Linked DNA regions of Homo sapiens: regions 1 and 3 are each linked to region 2. Evidence: chromatin loops called from intact Hi-C (ENCODE). Cell type or tissue: heart right ventricle. All regions are shown on one strand.

Region 1 (2,500 bases), 68 kb after region 2:
CAGATGCCCCTGCCTGCTCTCTGGGGAACCTACGTGCAGCCATTCTGCCTGGCCCTCGGCCTTGACAGCGGCAGAAAGTAATACTGAGCGGTGTCCACTCCGACTCCACGGCCCACCCCCGCCAGGAAGGAGGACTAAGTGCTGCTGGGGTGGACCTTGTTCTTGGCCCGAAGGGGTGTCCTGCTGGGGCCAGTGGCCAGGTCCACACCCCGACTGGCCCGGGCAAGGCGGCTGGGCAGTGCTGGCCGCAGGCCCGGGGATGGGCCACGGGAAGATCCGGCGGGCGCCCGGCTGCTCCTGCGGCCTTGCAGGCTGTGCAGCTGCTGCTCCAGCTGGTAGACGTCCTCTGTGGCCTGGTTGAGTCGGTCAAACTGGGTGAGCAGGGCCTCGAACACGGCTTGGAGGCGGGAGGGCTCAGGCTCACACCTTGTCCCCAGCCGGCCCAGGCTCACGCTCAGCCCATCCAGCTGGCTGGAGGAGGTGGAGGGGTGCGAGGCATCGGAGCCAGCGCTGGGTGGGGGCACATCCGGGGATACCTTGGAGCCCCTGGAGGAGCGAGAGGGCAGCGGCTCCATCCCTTCAAAGCGGACTTTGTGGCGGAACTGGGGGCGGCACAGGGGCTCAGTCAGTCCGGCTGCACCCTGGGCAGAGCCCAGGGCGTGTCCCTCTCCCCCCCACTGGGCCGTACCCACCTCCTTGACCTTGCTGAGGCCCATCCAGAGGCGCAGCCTGCGCAGGAACAACTCCACCATCTCGTAGTCCTGGGGCTCCCAGGCCGGCCGGTACAGCTCTCCACGCAAGGCGTGGTAGCGCCAGCGGAGAATAACAGCCCCCAGCCGTAGGGCGCCCCACAGCCGCAGTGCCCAGAGCCCCACACACAGCAGGGGTGACAGGTGCCAGGACTCGGCAGGACACAGGGTAGAGAGCCCAGTCCCAGGGCACAGCACCAACAGGGCCTGGGCCACGCTCCAGAGGGAGTCCACACAGGAAGACACGAGCTGCGGGGAAGGCGACACCAGTGAGGGCGTACAGCTGAGCTGAGCTGAGCTAAGACGCCCTCCCCGGCCGCGCAGTCACCTACCAGGATGGCCAGCTGGGCGTAGGCTACCCCGAGCACCACCAGGCCCAAGGTGACCCCCAGGAGCTCTGGCAGAGCTCGGCATAATGTCTTGCCAAAGACGGACCACTGGCGCACGAAGCGTAGCTGCTGGGCAGCCTGCGGACGAGAAATCTGTCTGCTTGCAGCCCTGGGGTGTGCGCCCAGCCCCGCGCCCACCGGCCCAGCCCTCACCTTGACCAAAAGCAGGAAGAGCAGCGAGGCCGCCAGGCCACGGGCTGCGGAGCTCAGCTGCGCCACCTGGTCGAAGCTAGTGAAGCGGCGCGGGCGGCCGCGCACGAAACGGGTCCACTGGCGGTCAGCGGCACCCAGCTGGGCGAGGCGTACCAGTGCCGTGGCCGCCGTCAGCGCCACCAGCAGCCACCGCGCCCAGGCTCCGAGCCGCAGCACGCGCCAGCGCCCTTCCCTGTGCCAAGTACGGGCCTCGGCCACGGCGAAGTGCACGGCGAACAGCAGCAGGCACACCTGTGGGGGGCGCGGTCAGGAGGGCGGGAGGGACGCTGCCGGGGCGGGGCCCTGCGAGGGGGCGGGACGCTGCCGGGGCGGGGCCCTACGAGGGGGCGGGACGCTGCCGGGGCGGGGCCCTGCGAGGGGGCGGGACGCTGCGAGGGGGCGGGGCGCTGCGAGGGGTGAGACGCTGCCGGGGCGGGGCCCCGCGAGGGGGCGGGACGCTGCCGGTGGGAGGCGCGGGGTCTGGCCGGGGACGGGCGTACCGAGGTGAGCAGAGGCAGCGAGAGGCCCGCGCTGAGGCGGCGCAGCGCAAAGGGGCGGACGCTGAGGGCGGCCAGGGCGCGGCCGGCCGCCGGGAACTCGAGGCGCAGCGTGACGGCGGCGTGCAGCCCCACGGCCGGGCTGTAGCGCGTGAGCTCCAGGAACACAGCGCGGCTCCTGCGCAGAGGGTGCGGGTCAGTAGGAGCGGGTGGCAGGGCGGGAGCTGCGGGGACCGCGCAGTGCAGGCGTGGCTGAGGGGCTGTGGAAGCCGCCTAGGCCAGCGGGGGCCGGAGGAGTGAGGGTGGGCTCCTGGCTGGTGACTGCGGCCACCCCGGAGAGGGCAGGGGAGGGAGCTCCCACCTGTTGTCCAGCCAGTTGTGCAGCTGCAGGAAGCGCAGCCGGTCGCGGCTCTCCTCCAGGCTCAGGCCCAGCTCCTGCACGTAGCCCCCGCTGTCATACACGGCACAGGAGCCCCAGGACCATGCCCTGCCGGAGAGGGGTGGCGTGGGTGCCGCACCCCAGCCCTTCCGGCACCCCGGAGCCAGGCTGGTCAGGAGGCCGCGGCACTCCTGGAGAACTACTCCCTTGTCCTTGGCGTAGACGCCCGGGGCCCTCGCTCTGCTCACCCCAGCAGATCCGGCGCTGAATAGGCCCACGTCCCCGAGCCATTGT
Region 2 (2,500 bases):
TGGTCCTGGGCCTGGCTCCAGGATGCCTCTGTGGAACCAGCTCCCCACCCCCACTTCTAGAAGCCCCCCTCCCCTCACTGGTAGGTCCTTTCCATCTCCAAGGTGTGTCTGTCTCCCAAATGTGGGTGCTTTTTATCTCCACCCCTTCAATTCTTTTTCTTTTCTTTTTTTTTTTTTTTTTTTTGAGACGGAGTCTCCAGCCCATGCTGAAGAGGCACTATCTCGGCTCACTGCAACCTCCGCCTCTCTGCCTCCCCGGCTCAGATGATTCTCCCACCTCAGCCTCCCCAGTAGCTGGGATTACAGGTGCCCACTACCACGCCCAGCTAATTTTTGTTTTTTTTTTTTTTGAGACAGAGTCTTGCACTGTTGCCCAGGCTGGAGTGCAGTGGCATGATCTCCGCTCACTGCAAGCTCCGCCTCCCGGGTTCACACCATTCTCCTGCCTCAGCCTCCCGAGTAGCTGGGACTACAGGCGCCCACCACCACGCCCAGCTAATTTTTGTATTTTTAGTAGAGACGGGGTTTCACCATGTTGGCCAAGATGGTCTCGATCTCCTGACCTCGTGATCCGCCCGCCTTGGCCTCCCAAAGTACTGGGATTACAGGCGTGAGCCACCGCGCCCGGCCAACAGCCAATTCTTATGGAGCCCTTGGTTCCATCTAGCCCTCCCTCCGGCTCTGTGCTGGGTGAAGAGGTGGTCACACACCTCACAGGGCAACTCATTCTCCTGCGAGCTCATTCCTTCCCACTCCTGCCCCTGTTCCTCACTGAACCTGACCTCTAAGAACATGGATGTCCTGACCTCGTCACCACCACACCACGCCTCAAGGGCTCCCCACTGCCTATGGGACGATACCCGTGCTCTGGCAGGGCTGGCTCTGTCTGCTCTCACCGCCCCTCCCACTGCCTCCTCCCCCTTCCCCACCGCCTGCTCCAGACTGCAGATTCCAGGACAGCCCGGGACCTCCCCCGCCGAAGGAGGACTCCAGGGCCCCAGGCTGGGTTAAATGTTCTTCCTGGGGCTGCTTCAGCTCTGGCCTCCCCTTGCGCAGGCCAAGGTGCTCAAAGCTCTGTTCTCGCGGGGCTGGCGGGGGGGCGTTCAGTGATGTTCCCTGGTGCTTGCCTGGTCCAAGATGGGGAGACAGAGCCCATGAGAGGCTTCTCTGCCTCCCCCACTCCACACCCTTATTCCCCTGCAGCGCAACCAGGCCTAGGGCGCCAGCCTCACCCCAGTCCCCACCCCACAGGACTGGATCGAGTGGAAGGAAGCCAGATGGGCAGGATCCTGGGGCAACTCCTCGCACGATGCAATGCCACCAGTTCCGGCCAGGTGGCGCTGCGCGGCTACTGTTCCGGGCGGTAGCGTCCGACTCGCGCCTCCAGCAACGGGCGGGGCTAGAGCCGCAGTGGGCGGGGCCACGACGGGTGGGCGGGGTCGCCCCGTCGGCGGCAGCGGTTTCCTGCCTCTCCCCACTCTTGGGTCGTCGCAGTCCCCCGGCCTTCTCTCTCTGTCTGGTCTGTGGGTCTCTGTTGGTCACCTCCTTCTGTCGCGCTGGCTCCGCCTGCTCCAGTTTCAGAATGTAAAGAGAGGCATGGTGCAGCCTGAGGGAAGAGGCCCTAGGCGCGGTCTGGTTATGCTTGAAGGGCCATTAATGTCCATTAGGAAGCCCCGCCTGCCTGAGCAGCTCTGGACCATTACCGGGAGTCGGAATAGTGGCCCCACCCCCAGACAGGGCCCCAGGCCACGGCCACACCCCGGAGCCCCGGTCCAGGTCCAGGCTCGGGCTCCCTGAGATCGCTGGGACCTTGCTGGAGGGATGCGGGTTCAAGGCCCGAAGGAAAGGTCCTGCCAAAACAGGAGTGCACGGGCGGCCCCCACCCCGGTGGACCCCCCACCGACAGCCCAGGGGAACGGCTGAGACCTGCTCTCCCTCTGCTGGATAGGACCCACGCCTGGGTAGCATGCTGGCAGGCGTGGGTTAAGGGGGTTGGGTGGAGAGTTGGGGGATCTCCCAAGCCTCTGATTGCCTCTGCCTTGACTTTCTTCCCTCCTGCTGGGGCCCGGGGAGCCCACGTCACCCACACCCCATCTGCACCCCACAGAACCAGGAAAATAAAGTCCACCCTCCTCTCGATGCTGACCCTACTCCCTCCCGCCCACCTCCCTAGCCCTTTCTTCGAGACACCAAGCACTTTGCGGCCCCTGAACACCTTTGCCCAGGTGCTTCCCTTCGCCTTTCTCTGCCTCCAGCGCAGCACCCATACGGGCCAAGGTCAGCCTCGGACCAGGGCTGAGAGCTTCCGGAGGCTGGCTGGAGAAGAGGCCTGGGAGGGTTTGCCCCCGAGAGCTTCTAGGTCACCCTTCCTCGCCTGTTCCTCCAGGCCCCTGGACTCACTGTCCCCTCTCACTGACTCTGCACCTCCTCTGAAATCGTGACCTCTGGTTCCTCTCTGGCTGCCTCATTCCTCCTGCTCCCTGCTTTGCTAGGCCCACTT
Region 3 (2,500 bases), 120 kb after region 2:
ACAAAAAATTAGCCAGGCATAGCGGAGCTCGCCTGTGGTCCCAGTTATTTGGGAGGATGAGGTGGGAGGCTCACTTGAGCCCAGAAGGTCAAGGCTGCAGTAAGCCATGATGGCACCACTGCACTCCAGCCTACATGACAGAGTGAGATCCTGTCTAAAAAAAAAAAGAAAGAGAGAGAGACAATTTTTTTTTTCTTTTGAAACAGAATCTCGCTCTGTTGCCCAGGATGTTGGAGTGCAGTGGCACGATCTCAGCTCACCACAACATCTGCCTCCCAGGTTCAAGTGATTCTCGTGCCTCAGCCTCCTGAGTAGCTGAGATTACAGGCGTGCACCACCACACCTGGCTAATTTTTGTAATTTTAGTAGAGACAGGGTTTCACCATGCTGGCCAGGTTGGTCTCTAACTCCTGGCTTCAAGTGATCCACCTGCCTCGGCCTTCCAAAGTGCTGGGATTACAAGCGTGAGCCACCGTACCCGGCCAAAGAGACAATTTTTTTATGTCAGTAAAGATATAGAGACTTTGAGTAGCACAGTTAATAAGCTGTATTGTACACAAAACAGGGCGTGTTAACTATTTTGGCATTACAGATGTTAGGCAAGGTCAGAGGAAAAGCTTAGATAAGAACGTGGCCTTTGGCCGGACGCGGTGGCTCACGCCTGTAATCCCAGTACTTTGGGAGGCCGAGGTGAGTGGATCACCAGGTCAGGGGATGGAGACCATCCTGGCCAACGTGGTGAAACCCTGTCTCTACTAAAAATACAAAAATTAGCTGGGTGTGGCGGTGTGTGCCTGTAATCCCAGCTACTCGGGAGGCTGAGGCAGGAGAATAGCTTGAACCCAGGAGGTGGAGGTTGCAGTGAGCCGAGATCGCGCCACTGCGCTCCAGTCTGGTGACAAAGGTAGACTCCATCTCAAAAAAAAAAAGAAAAGAAAAGAAAAGAAAAAAAAGAACGTGGCCTTAAACACCACCGCCCCCTAGAGGCTCTCTTGGGTACTTTCACTTGCTCACTGCATCAAATCTTGAAACCAGATCAAAACTGAAGCTCCCACAAGCACAGCCTAATTCAGGGACTCCCACCTGAGTAGAGAGGCCGGAAGAACCATCCGCAGAGGGTCACAGGACAGCTGGACACCCTGACAGCCCAGATCACTGAAAGGTAAAGATGGAAATCATGGACTGGGTGCGGTGGCTCACGCCTGTAATCCCAGCACTACAGGAGGCCGAGGTGGGTGGATCACTTGAGGTCAGGAGTTCAAGACCAGCCTGGCCAACATCGCAAAACCCCATCTCTACCAAAAATACAAAAATTAGCTGGGTGTGGGGATGCAGGCCTGTATTCCCAGCTACTTGGGAGGCTGAGGCAGGAGAATCGCTTGAACCCGGGATGGGGAGGTTGCAGTGTGCTGAGATCGTGCCACTGCACTCCAACCTGGGCAACAGAGTGAGACCGTGTCTCAAAAAATAAATAAATAAAAAGTAGAGCATATAGAAATGAATAGGCTGGGTGGGGTGGCTCATGACTGTAATCCTAGCACTTTGGGAGGCCAAGCCAGGCGGATCACCAGAGGTCAGGAGTTCAAGACCAACCTGGCCAACATGGTGAGACCCTGTCTCTACTAAAAATACAAAAATTAGCAGAGCGTGGGGGCACATGCCTGTAATCCCAGCTTCTAGGGAGGCTGAGGCAGGAGAATTACTTGAACCCTGGAAGTGGAGGTTGCAGTGAGCTGAGATCATGCCACTGCACTCCAGCCTGGGTGACAGAGCGAGACTCTGTCTCAAAAAAGAAGGAAAAAAAAAAAAAGGAAATGAATAGTAATGAGCAAACATCATAGAAAATCTATGGGGATGCAGTCAAAGTTATACATGGAGAGAAACGGATAACTTCACTTGTTTTTATTAGTTAGCATGAAGAATCAAACCAATATATAAATTAAGTATTTATTTCAACATTCTAGAAAAACACCTGTAAAATAAACCCCCCAAAAAAGATGGAAGGAAATTAGAAAGTAAAGAGCAGAAATTAGTTACTTTAAAAGAAAGAGTAGGCTGGGCCTCAAAAAAAAAAAAAAAAAGAAAGAGTAGAATTGATGAATAAAATCGAGCTATTTAATAGATATAGTTGCTAAGATTTTTCTAGGAAAAACTTCTGGTAAGTGTGACTGAGAGAAAAGGAGAGAGAAAAAGAAAATATGGGACATTCAGATGAAGAATGAAGGTTTATTCACAGAGATGAAAAAAGTTAAAAATTATAAAAGAAAATTATGTGCAATTGTTTGCCTACATTTTTGAAATCTATATGGGATGCTTATATGTTACAAACTGTAAAAACCAATTCTAGAAAAAATTAAAACCCCAAATAGACCAATAACAAAAGAACACATTGAAAACGTATCAAAAGCCATGTCAGGAAAAGACACTTAATCCAGATCTTTTTGTGGACAAGTTCTATCAAATGTGGAAGAATCAGATAATTGTGATTTAATTTAGACTC

Evidence for each region. Hi-C counts contacts between places; a loop is a spot of excess contacts. Peaks named below come from ENCODE experiments on the same cell type or tissue, not always from the same donor. Only the 100,000 strongest peaks of a DNase experiment are listed, where the experiment ranks them.
Region 1: a loop joins it to region 2, with 2.2 times the contacts of the local background. A loop is called at or near these places in 20 of 110 quality-filtered maps.
Region 3: it touches region 2 in a loop (11-fold over the local background); 84 of 110 quality-filtered maps call a loop at or near these places.

Annotation. Positions count from the first base shown.
Region 1 is chr16:2,089,593-2,092,092 of GRCh38, forward strand. It overlaps PKD1 (polycystin 1, transient receptor potential channel interacting), which reads right to left. Exons shown (of 46, transcript NM_001009944.3): 40 at 2,455-2,500; 41 at 2,189-2,314; 42 at 1,831-2,005; 43 at 1,292-1,582; 44 at 1,082-1,216; 45 at 693-998; 46 at 1-602. The coding sequence ends at 135. MIR1225 (microRNA 1225) reads right to left here and starts at 692; the gene lies at 603-692. It overlaps PKD1-AS1 (PKD1 antisense RNA 1), which reads left to right and starts at 1,844. Exons shown (of 3, transcript NR_135175.1): 1 at 1,844-2,022. In heart right ventricle, a CTCF peak has its summit at 1,357; a DNase peak (open chromatin) is centred at 971; H3K4me3 peaks cover 628 bases; H3K27ac peaks cover 2,006 bases.
Region 2 is chr16:2,021,954-2,024,453 of GRCh38, forward strand. No RefSeq gene overlaps it. Among named protein-coding and RNA genes, the nearest start is that of NPW, 3.4 kb to the left of the region's middle. RefSeq lists a cis regulatory region at 655-2,344 and a silencer at 1,344-1,523. In heart right ventricle, CTCF peaks have their summits at 1,323 and 1,546; a DNase peak (open chromatin) is centred at 1,448; H3K4me3 peaks cover 1,686 bases; H3K27ac peaks cover 1,644 bases; H3K27me3 peaks cover 112 bases.
Region 3 is chr16:2,139,788-2,142,287 of GRCh38, forward strand. No RefSeq gene overlaps it. Among named protein-coding and RNA genes, the nearest start is that of MIR3180-5, 4.9 kb to the left of the region's middle. In heart right ventricle, a CTCF peak has its summit at 985 (motif pointing left); a DNase peak (open chromatin) is centred at 994; H3K27ac peaks cover 442 bases.